Regions from separate parts of the Homo sapiens genome. Here region 1 is linked to region 2. The links are chromatin contacts, found by Hi-C or POLR2A ChIA-PET in ENCODE. All regions are on one chromosome and are shown on one strand. The core of a region is the stretch at or near the end of the contact, and the rest is flanking DNA. Distances in the headings are between cores, read along the strand shown. Region 1 has its middle 39 kb from the start of DARS1. Region 2 has its middle 120 kb from the start of CXCR4.

Evidence for each region. Hi-C counts contacts between places; a loop is a spot of excess contacts on that map. ChIA-PET counts read pairs that join two places held with the same protein, here RNA polymerase II (POLR2A). Pooled maps may share reads with other maps.
Region 1: a loop to region 2 is called in a pooled map, with 2.1 times the contacts of the local background. The contact joins two enhancer-like sites. A Hi-C loop is called at or near these places in 2 of 168 maps with a recorded cell type or tissue (endothelial cell of umbilical vein and gastrocnemius medialis) and 3 of 50 pooled maps. POLR2A ChIA-PET finds 5 or more read pairs at or near these places in 1 of 52 experiments (GM12878).

What each region holds. Positions count from the first base shown.
Region 1 is chr2:136,020,877-136,027,738 of GRCh38, reverse strand. No RefSeq gene overlaps it. Among named protein-coding and RNA genes, the nearest start is that of DARS1, 39 kb to the right of the region's middle. Within about 2 kb of position 2,063, at least 3 of the 41 ENCODE cell types and tissues checked have a DNase peak (open chromatin) inside an H3K27ac peak, as active enhancers do.
Region 2 is chr2:136,235,338-136,242,478 of GRCh38, reverse strand. No RefSeq gene overlaps it. Among named protein-coding and RNA genes, the nearest start is that of CXCR4, 120 kb to the right of the region's middle. RefSeq lists a silencer at 26-320 and enhancers at 3,241-3,310, 5,943-6,443, 5,540-6,739. Within about 2 kb of position 4,083, at least 17 of the 41 ENCODE cell types and tissues checked have a DNase peak (open chromatin) inside an H3K27ac peak, as active enhancers do.

The DNA of each region.
Region 1 (6,862 bases), core at 814-3,313, 210 kb after region 2:
AGCTCAATTTGAAGGAAAGCAAGGAGTAGGTCTCATATCATACTATTTTTGGACAAACATAAAGGAAAGTTTGTATTCACACAACTAGTAAAATCTGGAAAAGAATATAGATCCTGGTTTGTAAATCAAAGTCTTGTGTATGCTGTTTGGCATAGATGTTAGCCGGAAGTGTGTGTGTGTGTGTGTGTGTGTTTGTGTGTGTTTGTGTGTGTCTGTGTGTGTGTGTGTGTGCGCGCGCGCACGTGCAGTTAAAAATAAGCTGGCCGACAATTTTCTAGTTTCCTATTGGAGCAAAAAGTTTAATTCTTTGTTCCAGTGTTCCCATCCTGGTTCATTGTGAGCTGAAACTGTTCGCCTAACCCTCAGGGTCAAAGAGTTCTGTGTAATTGGAATGCTATTTTGTTTTCAGGCTGTTTGATGTTAATGGCTTGATTACCAATACAGTGGTGTAGCAAGGAGTTTCATTTTGGGAGGTCTTAGTACCATATGTCAACAAATAACAAGAAAAACATTCCTTCATGTCTCCAAAACACACACACACACACACACACACCCCAAATCCTGATTTACTCCCCCAACAACAAATCTCTTTCTAAACATTCCATCTAAAAAGCTTTCCAATTAAATACTTTTTTAAAACCAGCTTTTTATTTTGGAATAACCTTAGATGAACAGGAAGTTGCAAGGAGAGTACAGAGAGTTTTTGTATACCCTTCATCAATTTCTCCTAATGTTAACATTTAACATAACTTTGGTTCATTTGTTCAAACCAGGGAATAACAAACTGTAGCAGCCTGTAGGCCAAATCCAGCCCACTGTCTGTTTTTGTAGGGCCTGAGAGCAAAGAGTATTAAATGTTTAATGGTTAAACAATCAAAAGAAGACTAATACTTCATGGCATGTAAAATTTATATGAAACTGAAATTTCAGTGCTCATAAATAAAATTTTAGCCAAACAAGTTGGTTCACACCTGTAATCCCATCACTTTGGGAGGCTGAGGCAGGAGGATCACTTGAGGCCAGGAGTTTGAGACCAGCCTGGGCAACATAGTGAGACTCTATCTTTACCAAAAAAAAAATTTTTTTAATTAGCCAGGCAGTGAAGTGTGCCTGTAGTCCTACCTATTTTGGAGGCTGAGGCAGGAGGATTGCTGGCACCCAGGAGTTCAAGACTGCAGTGAGCTCTGCCATTGCACTCCAGCCTGGGCAACAGGCTGGGCAACAGAGCAAGACTCTGTCTCAAAAAAATAATAATGATAAATTTAAAAATAAACTTTTACTAAAATAGAGCCATGCTCATTCCTTTATATATTTGTCTGGTTGCTTTAGCTCTACAGTGACCGAGTTGAGTAGTGGCACACAGACCATCTGGACCACAAGCCCCAGAGTATCTCCTCTGCTCCTTTACAGAAAAAGCTTGCTGACTCGGGGTCTAAACTAAGAAATTAATGTTGTTACATTACTATTAACCAAAGGACAGGCTTTATAGCACCAATGTTTCCAATTTCACGATGCAATCCAGGAACCACACTACATTTAACAAATGTATTTTCGTATGGTGAGCCTCCATCTATTTATCCACCAGGTGCATGGTAGGTTCTACTTTGGAAAATTTTCCTGACTCACAAATGAATTTCAGCTGGACACTTAAACAAGGTTTGTTTTTGTTGTTTGTCTGGGGTTATTTATGTCTTTCACACAATAGGCAGACAATGGAATACAACATCTGGGCTAGGAATGCTGTGCGAACTTGAAGATGGAGGAAGAGCTGTATTTGTTCAAGCAGTTCACGCGCTGGGCTAAGATAGAGCACCAATTCAGGGCCTTGAGAAAAGGGGGTTCCCAATGTCCCCCCTCGCACGGTGTGAGGCCTTCTCCTGATCCCACGCAATCCCTGCCTCAGCTCCCTGTCCTTTGTTTCCTGTTCCCCGGGACCGGCCTGTGAACCACGCGGCTATGCCTTTCAACCCGGCTGCGGCGGCTTTCAGTGCGCTCTGCAGGCGCGATCGGGCGGCGTCCAGTTGCCGGGCAACGGCCTGACAGGCAGCTCACGTTGCCGCCAGGGCCAAGACATCCGCACCAGCCAGTCTGCACCGCGAGCCTGTGGCCTGATTTCTCCCCCTCCATTGTTGTCGCTAATACAAAAGGCTACAACTCCAGTGTGGTCACTGGGCCTGCATTGAATTACACGCCAGGCCATTCTTCGGGCCGGAGCCTTTGTAGGCTGGGATGCGTTTCCTCCCAGGGCCAGAACTCTGGGCCTCGCCAGCCTTTACGAGTTGTCTGCCTCCCTCCGCCACTTCCACCCACCTACCGCCTTTGTTCCTTTCAGCTGGCAGCCAGGCCCTCGCTTGCCTTTTGGTTGGTATGAGATCACTGGCGGCGGGCTTGAGCAGTCCTTCCCACCCGCTCCCCTCACTCTCAATTAAGCACTGCGCGTAAAATCCCAGGCCTATTCAGTCATCTCTTCTTATCTCTTTCTCAACCATCCCCCCAACACCCATCCCTCTCTCTCAAGTTTCTAAGGCTGCCGTTGCTAGGGAACTCAAACCTGAGGGCTGAAGGGAGGTTTTCTAAGGTGTCTGCCAAACTCCCAAAACTCAGAGGGCGGAGGCAGCACAAAGTCTTTGGGATTCCCCAAACGCTGAAGAGAGTTACATGTAACTCACCACCCTCTACCCCATATCCTTGTGTTCAGCATCATGTTTGGATTCCGGGAAATTCAGTGGTGAAGTGGGAAAAGAGATTTCAAATCACACTAAGAAGCAATTTCTCCTAATGTAAAAGCTGGAAGGGGTCTCCTCTCAAAGGAAAAACATCCCAAGGTATGAGTTTATTTTTCTTCAACAGTGTAACATGGACAAAGAGTGTTCTTACATCAGCTATTTGATAGAAATCCTTACTTAATGAGGGAGGAATGCGTGACGATAACAATATGCTATCTGGCTTTTTAAATACCAATACCAGGCTTTACATGGTGGCTCATGCCTGTAATCCCAGCACTTTGAGAGGCCCAGGTGGGAAGATTGCTTGAGTCTAGGAGTTCGAGACCAGCCTGGGCAACAAAGTGAGACCCCTGTGTCTACAAAAAATAAAAATAAAATTAGCCAGTTATGGTGGCCTGAGCCTGTAGTCCCAGCCACTATAGAGGCTGAGGCGGGAGGATGGCTTGAGCCCAGGAGTTTGAGGCTGCAGTGAGCCTTGATCTCTGCAGTGAGCCGTGATCATGCACTCTAGCCTAGGTGACAGAATAAGACCTTCTCTAAAAAAATAAATAAATACTATTACCATTGTGAAATGCCTCCTCAGCTGGGGTCCCCAAGTGTGGGCTCCACTCACAGCGCCATCCGCAGGCCGGAGCAGGAGTGCATGCTGGCTACAACCAGTGTGGGAATCCAGGTCTACCTTGCTCCTGCAGCCTTCTGCCATCTCTTTGTGTTTCTCCGATTATTCCCTCTACCCTCTGTGTAATATTCTGTTAAAACCTAGGCATAAGGCTGGGCATGGTGGCTCACACCTGTAATTCCAGCACTTTGGGAGGCTGAGGCAGGTGGATCACCTAAAGTCAGGAGTTCGAGATCAATCTGGCCAACATGGCAAAACCCTGTCACTACTAAAAATACAAAAATTAGCCAGGCGTGATGGTGGGCGGCTGTAATCCCAGCTACTTGGAGGCGGAGGTGGGAGAATTGCTTGAACCCGGGAGGCAGAGGTTGCAGTGAACCGAGATCATGCCACTGCACTCCAGCCTGGGTAACAGAGCAAGACTGTAAAAAAAAAAAAACACCTAGTCACAATGAAGTAAGGTAGGCCATGAGAGGGATTCAAACCATACATTGTAACTTATTCTTAATACACAATTCATATTATGAGGGTGGCAGGGAGAAAGTCAAAGCCTGTATACGTTTCCTCTATTTTAACTTTTTCAGTTGGTCAAGGCTAAACTCCAGTTACCATAAATTCAGTCAAGCAGGGGTGATGTGCAAGTATTTGTCAACCAACGTGGCACAAGCACTGACCTATCAGAACAGATGCCTTACGGAGGGGCCTGGACCCTGGCTGGTAGCCAGCATGAGCACAACCCAGATGAACAACACTCCTGATACCCACTGAGATCACAGCCCCATACTAGGCAATTGCTGGGCTTCAAAGGGAAGCCCAACAGGCAACACATTGTCTTCTCCTCAAGATATTTACCTTTTGGTTAAAAAATAACTAAAACTAGCATACATGAAATGATACCAAATATTAGAAGAAAATAAAATTTACTTCATAGCTTGGCATTTTCTCATTAATAATAATAGCTAAACTTTCACAACAACCCTAAGAAATTATTAGTATTATTATTACCCCCAATTTACGTATATGGAAACTGAATCACTACAGACTTCTTCCCCCAGCTTTGGTATATGTAGGATAGAAGGAAAAAGAAGAGGAAGACACTTATTAACCGCTGTGGTGTTTCAGGTGCAGTTCCAGGCAAGATGGGCCATGTCTGCAAATGACCACATTGTAGAAACATAGATTTAGCAGGTATGTGTAGGACAAATAGGAGGAAGAAAAGCTGTGATCAAGAGCACTAATTAGGAGATGATTGGAAGAGTCTAGATCAAAAAGTATAGGAAGGAAACTAAGGGAATCATAGTAAACTAGTTTCAGTTATCTAGCAAACTCAGGGCAGCAAAAACAGAATGCTTTGAGGGAAAAGAGAAAAGAATGTCAGGGCTATAGGGGATCCCTGGGAGGAGGGACTCCAAGCCTCAACCACAGAGTGGCAGTTGGGTAATAAGGCCTTCCTTCAAGACAAGCAGATGAAGAAAGGAAAGAAGTGATGTAAGAGGCACTTGGGAAAGAATCTTAGCCACTGATTTGTGAGGGGGATGAGACAGAAGAGTAAAAGTGGTGGAGGTTTTAAACATGCAGAAGTTTGTTATAATAAACAGCTAAAGCGCCTAACTCATCTCTGAGTAGCTTACCAGCAGAAAAACTGAACTAATGAATAAATATTAAATTACTTTATGTTATGCAAAACAGTGCTAGGCACACAATAGTAGCTAATTGAGTATTTATTAATTGCTTAAATAAATTGAGGAACAAAGATATGTGCCAATCCTAAACTTTTCTTCAAATTGATGTGCTTTCAGCTTCTGCCCTGGGTGCAAGGCATGGAGGTACAATAGAAAGAAGCAGAAGACTTTGGTTTGTATCCTGGTTCTGGCTGTAACTTGTAGGTCACACCTTAAGGTCATTTCATTCCTCTGTTCTTGGGTGTCCTTGCCTGTCGAATGCTGGGGCTGGACTAAATAAACTATGAAAATCCGAATTTTACAAACATATATCCACCCAAAGTACTTGAAGAAAAATGAAGCATTTTGCACTGAACAGAGCTTGGCAATTTTCTCCAAAGGCAATAGAAATGCATCTGACTAAATGGTGAAGGAGATGATCATAAGCTCTTTTCCTATAAGAATCCTGGCAATTTTCACACTCTCGGAGGGACTTTCCCATCAATTTTGATTCCCATGATTTCACACTCATGGAAATTTCCTCAGAGAAGCAGTTTCTTTGGCAACTTCATGCTCATGATCATCATAGCATCAATAGGAGTGACGCAGACATGTCAGCAGGAGAATAGGCCTCTTCTGAGCAGTGGGAAAAGGCGCTGTCTCCTTTTGTTACCAAAAAAATAAATACACAAGACACAAAAGATTTTTACCACACTTGTCACATACAGTGAAATAAGCGGAAGATAAAGCTAAAATAATCTCCATAAAACAAAGGCTTTGTGTGTGTTTCAAAGACATTTTATGTTGCATAACATGGAATTAACTCTAGCTCTTTGAGCATTACATATATATATGAGCATTACATATATATATATAATGCTCATATATGAGCATTATATATATATATGTGTGTGCGTGTGTGTATAATGCTCAAAGAGCTGGAGCTAATATATTCTGAAATGCAAGTATATTGAATTCTTCCTTATGCTTCCCCTCCCAGGAAAACAGGATGCCACTTAAAAAAAAAAAAAGACTGAAAAGAAACATTGTTTGGGGAGAGCTTATCTATAAACAATGAGTTGTCCTCAACAATAAACAGTTCCACCAAGTGGTACCCGTGGTCACATTCACTATGCCTTGGTTTGGTATATGTTGTACTAAAATCTTGACTTAGCTTTGATTTACTATTGTCTGTTTAGTTGCATGTTCTTCTGATTGTGGTCCGTGGATCAGCAGCAACAGCATCATCTGGGAGTTGGTTGAAACACAGAATCTCTAGCCCTACCCAGGCCTATTGCAGCAGAATCTGCCTTGTAAAAAGACCCCCAAGTGATTTTTACATTATTACCAGAAATAGACTGCTCTACTCTACAACACCCCCTCTATCAGAGATAATGTTCAAAAGTGGTTTGATTATTTTGAAATGGCATTTTCCTTTCTGGGGAAAAAACTATAGAAATCATTGGCTACATCGGTCAAAAATGGCACTAGTACTCCAGTGACAGAGAACAATGAAATGTAGCATGCTATCATTAGTGTAAGAAAATGCCAACAGACACCTGTGATCAATGAGGCTTGCATTTGTGGTAATTTTGGGACTCCTCCATCCACATTCTCTTGACCCAGGCTTCCTATGACCAAATGTTCACTTTTGCAAGATGGCTGAGGTTAAGAGTGCAATCTGGCCACAGAAAGGAGAAAAGCTTGCTGACCCATGCTGACCTCTGACCTTGACCTCATTAGCTAACCAAATGAGCTAACCAGCCATGGACATCAGAGAGCATTATGTGTTGATTGAGCCGAAGCATAAGAAGGACCAGTAAAAGATCAGTCATAAAGACATTTCTACCTTGATC
Region 2 (7,141 bases), core at 2,834-5,333:
ATCGTGGAAATGCCGAAAGCTAAAGAGAAGGTAGGAACCCTAGGGCTGGGGTAAAAATGTATAGGGTTCAGTTGGAGAGTGATGTGGAAGGATTCCCACACTGAGATTTCAGTGCAGTTTCAACCACTTCCTAGCTATGTGACCTCAGACTTGACCTCCCAGAGCCGCAGTTTCCTATCCCATAAAATAAGAATGATAATAATTCCTACCTCTCAAGATTATTGTGTTGACAACACAAGAAATCAGGTGTGAGAACATGAGCACACAATACGTACTCAATAAAATGGAACAACAACAACCACTCACTGAGCCCTTTTCATACACTTCTCATATGTATAACACAACCTGAAGGAACTGTCTGTCCTTAGCCCCAGCTTTCAGATAAGGAAACAGAGAAGAGAAGGAGATAAATGGTGAAGCCAGAACATGAACCCAGGTCTGTCGCATGCCGGAGGCTTCACTGTAATACTAAGCCATAAGCAAATATATTTTTGAAAGAGAGGATGTTCAAAAATCATAGTATCTCTGATTATCATGATAATCAAAAGTAGCAGCTTATTGGAATTTCATTCAGGATTAGAAAAATTGGTCTGTATCCAGAGGATACTACTAATCTCTTCCTTGTATTGAGGACTTACTGGGTGCAAGGCACTGTACCAAGCACTGTTAGAACACCACACAAAACACCTTGGTTTATTATTTTATAGATATACCAAGAGGGACTTGAAAAGATTAAGTGCCTCCCTAAGGGCATTCGGTAAGTGAAAATGGCTAAGCCAAGATTTGGACGGAAGGCTCCTAGTCCTTGTTGCCTTGTTCCAGTCCAGTCCTGCTGTACTGCAGATTCCCACCAGAGATCACAGAGCAGAACATGCAAAAGGTAAGACTCCTGGGACACATGAGGTATTTCCCAGATGATATCCTCACTGGGACTGGTATCAGACTTGGTGGAGGTGAGAAGGAAGAAAAAGAAAGGGAACAGAGACAGAGTCCAACCCCAGGGTGAGCCGCTGTCCTTTCTACAGGCCACCAAGAAACTCCTGCTGCCCTGATTGACCTCTGTTAGAGCTTCAGGGACAGGGTGTAGGAAGACACCTTCCTACATGGAAGCAGCAATTAGAGGGACTCTAGAAATCTCATTTCACCGCAGGTGTCCATCCCTTTCTGGTGGCATTGATAACTTTGTGATGGCCCCATCTGCTTTGGATGGCTTCTCCATAAACTCCAGGCACGTCAGATTTCTTTTGTCTGTATGGGTGAAAGGCCATTTGTTGTTGTTTGCTGGTTGGCTGGTTTGGTTTCTTTTTTGAGATGGAGTCTTGCTCTGTCGCCCAGGCTGGAGTGGAGTGCAGTAGCATGATCTCAGCTCACTGCAAGCTCCACATCCCAGGTTCACACGATTCTCCTGCCTCAGCCTCCTGAGTAGCTGGGACTACAGGTGCCCGCCACCAAGCCTGACTAATTTTTTTTTTTTTTGTATTTTTAGTAGAGACAGGGTTTTACCGTGTTAGCCAGGATGGTCTCAATCTCCTGACCTCATGATCCACCCACCTCAGCCTCCCAAAGTGCTGGGATTACAGGTGTGAGCCACCGCGCCTGGCCAGTTTGGTTTCTTTTGTCAACTAAAAATGAAATGCAGGCCTTCTAAACTGACGCTGGATGTGGAAGCCCACTGACAGGTGGGTTCCTTCCCTCTCCCCATCTAAAACCTCCCATCCATCCATGATGCCTGTCCTTCCAACCTCATGAGGTGGCTTTGGAGAAGAAATGAGGTCATTTAAAGCATTACAACAAAACAAGGGAGTTTTTGTTTGGTTTGGGATTTGGTTGGTTTTTCCCTTGTTTTAAGTCATGACACTGAGCAGTATTGCCTCTCTTTCAATGGGTAAGGTAAGCACTTAATTCTGTAGTTCTAACTGAGGAATATGAAGGCCTGAGCTGGGATGTTGCTGAGCATGTGTGTCTCACATGTATGTGTGTGCACGTGCACACACACACACACTCTTACACAATTAGCCAGACAGACTTCCAACATGCCCCTCCATCATCACCCAGGTAAGACAAGTGAAGGGAGAATTCAGAGACAAGAGATTTTCCTTGCTCTTGTGACCCTATTGGCAGAAACACTGGAGGCCTAGACATTTCCACAGCTCCAGTGGTCCCACTGCTTGAGGTGAAAGTAGGAGAGAAGAGGAGAGGAGATTTGGCCTTCACCTCCCATGCCCCTGGGAAGTAGGGCAGTCAGAGGCAGCTCATCTGGAAACTGAGCCTTTGTGAAGTCCAGCTACAGCCTTGGAGATGCTGGTGGAACATACCCACAGCCATGCTCTGATTCTTCACAGCTGCCACAGCTAACCATTGCTTTTGCTCAGTGAAGACCTCACATGGAGAAGGAGCAGAATGTCAAGCCTCAAGTGTTTGTTTCTTTTTTTTTTTTTTTGAGACAGAGTCTCGCTCTGTCGCCCAGGCTGGAGTGCAGTGGAGCGATCTCAGCTCACTGCAACCTCTGCCTCCGGGGTTCACGCCATTCTCCTGTCTCAGCCTCCCGAGTAGCTGGGATTACAGGCACCCACCACCATGCCTGGCCAATTTTTGTATAGTAGAGATGGGGTTTCACCATGTTGGCCAAGCTGGTCTTAAAATCCTGACCTCAGGTGATCCGCCCACCTTGGCCTCCCAAAGTGCTCAGATTACAGGCGTGAGCTACCATGCCCAGCCTGTTTCGATGTTTTTTATAGATTCCCCCCGCCACACCCACAAGCTGCCATTGCCTTTAGGTAGGACAAATGTCCTCTCTTCTCACTTATCTTAGACAATTCCTTAAATCCATCCCTCTACTTTGACTAAAATATAAGCTAAGTCTGGAAAAGCTCAGGCCAGGAAGCTGTGTAAGTGATATCATAAATGTTCTACTCATGGATATAAATGTCTTAGGGCTTTGTCCCCTTCCAGCAAAAGTCAGGCCATTCTGTGGAAAGAAAGGTTAAATGAAGTGAAAATTAGTGACTAAAATGTTCCTCTTTCTTTAGTGAGAAAAAGCAAATCTGCATTTAGCAGCTTTTCTGCTGTCCCAACTCCAGGTATTTAACTGGAGCTAACCACTTTTGAAGTGAAGAGAAAAAGGGAGAGAAGTGAACCCAAGGATGGGAAAGGAGACAGGGCGAGACACCAGAAGGATGGCTGAGCCTGTTATGCCCAAAGCACCCTCATTCTAGAGCTGCATCTACGGGACTGGTAGTTCTCCTTAAGAGAGAGAGAACCACCGTTGAATTATTTGTAGGGACAGGGCAGAGATCACCCACTCCCACCACATCCACACAAGGGGGAGAAAGTCCCAATGTCTGAAAAACAAAAACTTATAAATAGGGAAGTGTCTGAGGCTAAGAAAACCAGCAGACACCTGACAATTTTCCTTACGCAAATCTCAACTAGTATACCAAAACAAGTGACTAAAGCTGGCATCACTTATGAAGAAGTTGACCTCTGTTTTCTACAGTCAGATGACTAGAGTCAGAGTCTTAAAAAACAGGAAGTGCCAGATGTAGTATCAAATGACCCAGACAGTGAAAAGTAAGGCAGAAAACTAAATTGGAAGACAGGAAGTCACAATCACACCACAAACAATACAGATATTTGTCTGAGATATGCTTGGCGGGGTGCCTTATCACGGCCAGAAAATGGAGGAGCACGGCCGAGATGTTTAGCAGAGGCCAGGCCACCAGCAAGGGCCAAACTGACACCCTCCTGGAAACCTCTTCTCTGCAGCTGAGAAAAACTTCAGGGCTTATATTGCTGGATGAAAGTGCCATTTGCAGGCTTAAGGCCAAATACCATTACTAAGCCCTGGGATTTAGCTCCTGAAAGAAAATCTCTGGCCCTCCCCCACCCCACCTCCTCCTTGCCCATCGTAAGAGTAGTGGCCCTCTAGTGTTTCTGGCAATGATTCCTCCTCCAGGTAACAGCATGTTCACCTTGCCCACCCCTCCCCTACTCTCAGTCTCCACTCAGCTGATTTGAGTTGGCCCATGATGCTGACAGCAAACCCCTGGTCATACTGACTGATTCAGGAGTTACCCTTTTGGAGCCCACAAACATGACTCCTGAGATTCTGCTGGAACTATTGGGAAATATAAGCTGTTCATCAACTGGAATTACTAATCTGGTAGCACAAAATCTTAACAGCTGCCAGAAGCTACCATGTGGACAGAACCTGCTGGGGAATTAAAACCAACACAAAGGAAAGCAGCACAATTAACACAGAGAAAAAAAAGAGACTTTGTCTTTAGGATTTGATTCCAAACTCCTGGATCCATCTTTACCTGAAGCTAGGCCACACTGCTGGATGTTTCAGCAGTGAGTCCAATCATCTCTTCTGATGGTTTCAGCTGGGAATCTGTTCAAAGAGTTATAATACAGTAAGCAAAGGGTCTAGTTTCTGGTCTTTATGAGGTATTCAGCAGGACCCTCTCTCCTCTTCATTTGTACTGATTGTCTGCAACTATATTCACCATGAGCCTTAAGCGAAACTTCTTTGTCTCTCTGAATCTTTTCTCCTCTGGGATAAAGAGGTTCAACCAGAACAGGACTCTAAGGTCCTATGCTGAAATGATGATTCCAGAACTTCGTGATATTCTCCTGAAATGTTTCAGATCCATTAAAGCTCAGAATACACTCAACTTTACATTCCAGTGAATGATTTCTATACCTTTTCTATATAGCCCAGAGGGTCAGTATTTGCCTGGACACTTTTTCAATATTACAGAAAACAAGTAAGAAAAATATAAGTTATCTGGAAAATATTGGTTGAGGAAAGTTCTTCAACTAAACATTACCTATGACTCTCTTCTCTAAAATCGAGGTGGCCAAAAGCCACAGGTATCGGAGATGTAAAAGTACTGCCCGTTTCTGCCACCCAAGATTTCTGTGGTCCCTGGGTAGGTGGTAGACTGCTAGTACCACAGACAATATGTGAAGGCACAGTCCTCAGGAAAATACAAGTTCCTTTAAAAAAATTTTTTTGAGACTGTGTCTTGCTCTGTCACCCAGGCTGGAGTGCAGTGGTGGGATCACAGCACTGCAACCTCAAAGTTCCTAAATTTAATTGTACACCTTTTTGATGAACTTTTTATTATCCAAAATTATTTAGGCTGTAAGTGACAAAAACACCAGCTCAAAATGGTTCAGACAAAAAAGCTTATTAATTTGGCTTGTGTAATTTTTTAAACGATCCACATTCAGGTACCCAGGTGCTCAAACACTGTCTTCAGGAACATGTCTCTCTCCCTCTGCCTCTTGGTTTTACTTTATTCTCTGGGCAAGCTCTTCTTATTTATTCATGTAGATAATCTACCAGCAGCTCCAACTTTATACCCTACCAAGTTAGCAGCCCCAGAGGAAAGCAAGCACCTCTTTGTCAATAGTTACATAAAAAACCCCAGAGCTAATACCCATCGGTCCAGCTTGACTTATATGTGTCCATCTCTGAAACAAGCACTATGATGCCAACTGGCCGGACCTAGGTCACACACATATGCCAGTACTCCAGAGGGTGGGGTCAGCTCTATCTGGCCCACACATTGGCTAAGGCTGAGGAAGGGATGCTGACCCCAAGGAAAACTAGAATGCTGCTTCTAAAGGAAGGGGAAATGGATGTGTGGCAGGGAAAAAACAAACACTGCACAGCTCTTGAGCCAAATACAAAAGGCCCAGCCTGGGGTGCAGTATGTTTCCTTCTAAATGGAGGCATCATTCTTTTCTCAAATGGGAGTAAAAAGCCCTATAGAGGGGTAGTGAAGAAGACACAGGAGGTCAGCTCCGTGGGCTGGAATTGAGGGTCAACACAGGCATTTGTCCCATGTGAAACAGCAACCAGTGCTTTGCAGGGCTGTGGAAAAGTTTCATTATTATGTATGAGAAGAACCTAGGAGGCATCTGATGTTGTCAAGGCTGTGCCCTGAGATGTGTTTGATGCCTTCCCTCTGCTCATTCAGGCCCCCATCTGCCTGGACCATTAGGCACTGCCACCATCATCTATGTGGTTAGACAGCACACATAGACCAGGGCCAGCCACTGCAGAGGTAACCGGCACTACCAGGCATCTCACAAGAGCATTGGCATTGAATGGCCTCTCTTTCTATCATGACCAGCTCAATTCCACTGATATTCCAGCTGGATCATGGCAAAGGCCTATTGACGAAAAACAATAGGGCTAGATCAAGGCTCTGGTGCACCTGAGTCACTGTGAGTCATATCCCCTGGAGGACCTTCTCAGCTCACCATTGTCATTAGTTAAAAAGACTCACGTAAGTCCGGCACACAGGAATGTCAAGTAGCAGCCAAGTTTGGGGGTGTTGTCCTTTGGCTTGGAAAATAATTCTCCACTAAGAAGTCCACTGATAATGGCACTCAAATGTCCCCCAAAGGTTGTTAATTTTAATTAGGGAGAATTTAAACTATAGCATCCGAAGGAATGACTAATATTTTAAAGAGTATGAGGTATTTGGTTTGCTTTGCCAGTCTTGTTTTAGCAATTTTGGTCATTCCTAATCTTCTGCAAGGACTTCCAAGGCTGAGTCTTAAGTCTGGCAAAGCAGAAACCACCCTGGTGCCTCCAAATTTTCCACCACCTTCTTCTTCACAGTATAAAATTGCCCAACCACCGTCACTCACGGACCCCTTTGTCCCCTTCTCTTCCCCTCCACCCCATAGAAGTTTGGCTGACAACCACGGTAAATGCTAATGGAAGAGATGTTGTAACTAAATGGCAGTGCATTTATATCTACATGTGTCTTCTGCAATATAAGATAAACAGACTAATCTTCCTCACCAAGCTTAGAGGGATAACGAACAAAAATTATAGTTGAGTAACCTGCCAACATAAATATTTCACAAAAGCTAAGCCACAGTAAATGGAGCCAAATTGTAGAATTGGAGTGGGACTTTCCAACAAAGATCTCCCTGAAGCATTCTCAAGTTCATTCTCTTAATAGAATAATTTCCAGTTATTTTGATATTTGGTTTTTCTAGATTTACTACCATTTTTACCATACTGATGAAATAAGTACTAATATTCATTTGCATAAAACAGCGATTTATTAGACACATGCAATGTGCCAGACATTATGCTAAACACTTTATATGG